Linked DNA regions of Homo sapiens: region 2 is linked to region 1. Evidence: chromatin contacts called from ENCODE Hi-C or POLR2A ChIA-PET data. All regions are on one chromosome and are shown on one strand. Each heading gives the region's core, a stretch centred on a gene start or an enhancer-like site at or near the end of the contact. The rest is flanking DNA. Distances are from core to core; before and after follow the strand shown.

What was found. Hi-C counts contacts between places; a loop is a spot of excess contacts on that map. ChIA-PET counts read pairs that join two places held with the same protein, here RNA polymerase II (POLR2A). Pooled maps may share reads with other maps.
Region 2: a loop to region 1 is called in a map of HepG2, with 6 times the contacts of the local background. The contact joins two enhancer-like sites. A Hi-C loop is called at or near these places in 1 of 168 maps with a recorded cell type or tissue (HepG2) and 3 of 50 pooled maps. POLR2A ChIA-PET finds 5 or more read pairs at or near these places in 6 of 52 experiments (OCI-LY7, Panc1, T-cell and 3 more).

What each region holds. Positions count from the first base shown.
Region 1 is chr2:39,376,342-39,379,041 of GRCh38, forward strand. MAP4K3 (mitogen-activated protein kinase kinase kinase kinase 3) reads right to left here. Exons shown (of 34, transcript NM_003618.4): 2 at 1,725-1,782. Among named protein-coding and RNA genes, the nearest start is that of MAP4K3, 60 kb to the right of the region's middle. Within about 2 kb of position 1,355, at least 3 of the 41 ENCODE cell types and tissues checked have a DNase peak (open chromatin) inside an H3K27ac peak, as active enhancers do.
Region 2 is chr2:39,548,646-39,551,345 of GRCh38, forward strand. All of the region lies in intron 5 of MAP4K3-DT (MAP4K3 divergent transcript), which reads left to right. Among named protein-coding and RNA genes, the nearest start is that of MAP4K3-DT, 110 kb to the left of the region's middle. Within about 2 kb of position 1,391, at least 5 of the 41 ENCODE cell types and tissues checked have a DNase peak (open chromatin) inside an H3K27ac peak, as active enhancers do.

The DNA.
Region 1 (2,700 bases), core at 105-2,604:
GTTTTCTCTGGGTGGCAGAATATGAATGATTTTTATTTTTTTCCTTTTGTATAGTTGTATATTCTACTTTTATTACATTGATCAATATACACATGGCAGTGTCCAAGACTGACAGTGCAACAACTTGAACATTTCATGAACAGAAAATAATTGACTTGAACAGTAAGCTTTTTCAAGTTTTTAATTTTTTAAGGAAATTTTAAGATGTACAGAATGAGTACTATGTGCCAGGCCCTAAGCTCAGTGCTGGGGGCACAAATTTGATTAAAACTTAGAAACAAAGAAAGGCAAGTCTAGAATGACAATATAGCTATGGTCAGTGCTACAGCAGAGCTAATCACTCAGGAGTCATCTTAATTAGACCCAGGGTCAAGCAAGGCTTCCTGAAAGAGAAGGTTTCTTGAGGGAATGATGTATACACAAAATACTTCTCATTAGAACCATTTCATTAAGTAACACAGTCACTGCTTAATGATTAAAAATGAAGGCCCTGCTTTAAATGCCAAATTTCTTTTTGTAGCTAATATTTCAACAACTTCAAATATCCTTCTTAAATTTCTTATGAATTGAAGAGTAGGAGATTCAGAAAAAAGATAAACATCTTGTCTTGCGATGTTTAGAATATAACGACTACATAAAATCTGTAAATATGTATAACTGGAAAATTTTTTTAATTCATTTTATTTATGTGTGGTTTGATCACAGTCAATCAGCACATCCTTAAATTTTCATTTTAATATCACTTCTAAAAAGTTTATTGATGCTCTAAATAAGGGGTGAGCAAACTATAGGGAAAGAGGGAGAACTGAATATAGAGACCATACATGACCTACAAAGTCTAAAGTATTGGCTATTTGGCCTTTTTTTTTTTTTTAAACAGAAAAAGTTTTTCCACTCTTGCAAAGTCTCTGAATGGATTTCTGTTCATACTGGAGCTAAAACTTGTTTCACCAATAAACTCTTATTATCAGCTTGTAAAGGAAGAAGTCATCAGAAAGGCACTAACTGCTGTGGTACTCGGTCTAGACACTAGCACAATTATAGACTTGCTTATGGTGGGAAGGAGAAAGAGTGGGAAGGGGTTTCTAAGAGAGAATAAACAAAGAGTGAGTAATTAGCTAAGAAAAATGTGGGTTTTGAGGGAAGTAGGAGGAATTCAAAGAACATAGTTGAAGCAGACAAAAAATAAGGAGTAGCCTTAAGGGGCTTTACAATAAGCTGCTCAATTTGGTAGACAACTGCTGGGATAGCAATGAAATACAGAATGTGGAAGCTAGATCTCCTGAGAAAAACTGAGACTCAGAGACATGAAGCTATTTGCCCAAGTTCACAGAGCAAGGGAGTGGGAGACAAACTGAACTACAACTACCTAAATTTCAGTTCTGTTTTTTCCACTACATCACACTGACACCACAAGACGTCAGCCTGGAAATAAACCACTATCAGCTTGTCACAAGTTAGCTCAACTGAGTTCAGAAAGAACAAAGTCTTTTCAGGAGGAGTTCCCCTTCCTCCCCCAATTATCAGTTACTTTTCAGGGAAGAACTGAGCAAGGTGTGTTGTATGCAGAACTTGAAGAAGTGGAGGAAAGGGCATACAAGCAGCTCTATTTATCCCAGATGTTGGGGAAAACAAGAGAATGTTAACCAAACATCATTAAAATAAGCCTTAAGATATCCCATGGCTTTCTAGCAGTAAGAAAAAATGAATTTCAAACAATTTACCTGGTTCCAATTTTATTACTTTAATTGCTGCTAATTCACCAGTGTTAACATTCCGTGCCTAAAAGAAAGAGGAAAAAAGGATTATTGTGAAGAAAGCTTTCATAAAAAGTGTATAAAATTTCACTTTAGCTTACTGTTTTCAGTTATATAAAAATATTTTAAAAGAAATGCAAATGTAATTTATATTTACAAAACAAATAGTTTTTCCTTCACAATAAATTTCAACATTTATGTATAAATTTAATATTGGCAAAACTAATAGCTAATATACACTTAGATGTTAGTACGGATGTGCCAGGCACTATTCTAAATGTTTTAATATTAATTCATTTAATCCTCACAACAACCTTATAAAATAGGTACTGATATTATTCTCATTTTGCAAGTGAGGAAACTAAAGGACATAGAACTCAAAAGAACTTAACAAGGTCATACAGCCAGTGAGTCGACAGTGCTGGGATTCAAACCTAGGCAGTCTAACTCCACAGTCTGAGCCTTTAAGTATTACACTGTATTGCTATTCATTCAAAGGCTAGTTGAACTAATTAACTAGCCTTATATTTTTTCATTTAAAAGCTTTAGGATATGAAAGGCTAACACAATTGTGTATATAATTATGAAAACAGGCCCCCTGCATCCTTTTAAACACACCTGATGGTACAGTCAAATACATGTAGTTCAATGCAAAACCTATTTTTGTAAGCCACATATTAAAAATCACTTTAAAAAATCAAATTATAGATTCCTGGCATTTACAACTGTATAATTATGTATATAAGTACACATAATTATATTATGTGTATTTATGTGTACATATAACAATATATATTATATATAATACACATATAAATAAGCAGAAACTATATTAAAATGGCAGTAAGTCTTTGTCAATTTAAGATATTTTATAATTGGATCAGAACTTTCAATTTGATATTTTAAACTGTTAACTACAAATAATATTCATACCACCAATGAA
Region 2 (2,700 bases), core at 141-2,640, 170 kb after region 1:
ATTTGTCTTTTTGTGGCTGGCTTATTCCACTTAGCACAATATCCTCAAGGTTCATCCATGTTGTAACATGTGTCAGAATTTCTGTCCTTTTAAAGACGGAATTATATTCCATTGTATGTATATACAACAGTTTGTTTATCCCTTCACCTATTGATGTGCATTTGGGTTGCTTCCACCTCTTGGCTATTGTGAATAGTGCTGCAATAAACATGGGTATTATATCTCTTTAAGACCCTGCTTTCAATTTTTGTGTATACCCAGAAATGGAATTAAGGAATCATATGGTAATTCTATGTTTAATTTTTTGAGGAACTACCACTCTGTTTTCGATAGCAACTACACTATTTTACATTCCCATCAATAGTACACAAGGGTTCCAACTTCTCTGCATGCTCATCAACACTTCTTATTTTCTGTTAAAACAATTTTTTAAAATAGTAGCCGCCCTGCACTTTAACCAGTTCTCCAGGTGGTCATATTTGGTTGAAGTTGGGAAGCTGCTTTACAGCCCAGGCTGGTTTTCTGGCTGGCACAATGCCTCCCTCACTGCACATTCTCCCATATTTAATAGCACTGATTATGGCATTGCCTTCCCAATGTTTGTTTGGCTTTTTATTTTTACATAAATAACCACTATGACTTGAGCCTGCTCAATCTCCATTCTTTGCACTTGGGCTCAGATCTAGTGGGTTGATTTTAATCACAGCTGAGTGATGTGAGTAATTTGCCCACACATTGGGAAAGCTGAGTTCTGCTTCTGAGGTCCGAGCTGGTCCAGTCTCTACAAAGAGACGATAAAAAGGAACAGTTCAAGTAGCACAAAATAACGAAAAGGAAGCCCAACCTTTACAGTTGCAAAACAATTTTAAAAGGAATCAAGACTGGAATGCCTAGCAACATTTCTTGAAACCCCTTCCTTCTCTCCAAATCTCTCCAATCAAATCTCTCCAATCACAGTGCCCTGGAGCCTTTCCTACTTCTACTCTTCCGTCTTTTCTCTCCCCTTCCTCTCCTTCTTGGTACATCTGCCCAATCTCCCTGCATAGCAGGCCCCCTCCTTAGGTCTTTACCTTTTCATTCTCCAGGACTGCAACCCAAAGTCCTGGAAGTGTCCAGGAAAGCTGCATACTCCCCTGATGGCCAGGGAGGCACCAGCAGGCAGGGAAAGATAGCATTTACTATGTTGGAGAAAAGGTGGGGACTGGAAGCCCTTATCTGCTAATGGCTGGCTTGTGTATTTGTCTTCTCTGCTGAACTGTGAGTTTCTTGTGAACTCCTTGTCTTACCCCATGTGTATCTTTCACCATAGTCCAGTTTCTGATCCATGGTATATGTTCAGGTGTGTGTGACAGTTAACTTCTCAGTGACCCATGAAACTCAGCTTCCAGCATCACCTAAGGATTATTTGTTCCCTTCTTCCCCTGATGCCATAGAAATAAAGCTTTGGCCAGGTGCTGTGGCTCACGCCTGTAATCCTAGCACTTTGGGAGGCTGAGGTGGGTGGATCGCTTGAGTCTAGGAGTTTGAGACCAGTCTGGGCAACATGGTGAAACCTCGTTTCTACAAAAAATACAAAAATCAGCCAGGCATGGTGGCGCATGCCTGTAGTCCCAGCTATTCAGGAAGCTGAGGCGAGAGGAGCGCTTGAGCCCTGGGAGGTGGAGGCTGCAGCGAGCCACGATTGTGCTACTGCACTCCAGCCTGGGTGACAGAGTGAGACCCCGTCTCAAAAAAAAAAAAAAAAGGAAAAAAGAAAGCTTCTCAAGGGCCCCAGTTGCTCTTGCAGTCTCCAGCATGTAGGTGACATTCTCACCAGGATTCCTTGATGAGGTGAGAATATTTTGAAAATCCAGAAACCAGCAGGTCCCTTTGGAAGTGATATTTCACTACTGCCTTCTCATCCCTAAAATCAATGCTTGTTTCTGGCCCAGAGCTGGGTACAGATCATCTTTCTTATTTGTAAACAGTATATGCTCTAAATCAGTTCATCACTATATACCTCTGCTCCTAATGACAGATGGCAGCTTTTCCTTGTTTTTCCTGCTTTAGGACACAGACATTAATCTGTGGACTAAACATTATGGAAAGTGCACTGACCGTCCTCCATAGCACATGTGTGACCTTGTCCTGTGGTCCTCAGGAAGCTGGGCCCTAGGAAATAACTTTAACATTCACCAGCAGAGGAAGCTGTCAATATTGCACTGTTTGCTTAACTTGTAACATTGATCTTCTGTGGCTCTGGGCATAACATAATAAGGAAAATACCACAACTTACTACAGCAAGTCAATGGGCTGATAAGATAAACGCTGTTATGTTTCAAAATTGTGCCAAGTTTATGTTGATAAAGTGACTTTCTTCTGGGAATCTAAAAAACAGTGCCTATGGTTCTAATCCTGTATGACTTTAACTTTGTCTTATATTTACATAAGACAGGAAATTGGCCCAAGATGACCTCATTCATCTTTATAACTCTTCTCCTGAAGGAATTTATAGTGAGGGTAGTGTTATTATTTTTTCACTACAGAGGTGTAGAGAGCTTAAGCTTTCAGTCAAACTAACAAATTCAGTATTGGTTCTAGAACCAAGAGAAAAGGAATAGGTCTGCGGCTACGGCTACATTAATAATAACAACAAACAAACTTTAAAAACTGCTATTGTATGGTAAGAATGAGGACATTTTTAAAATCAAAGACAGTTGA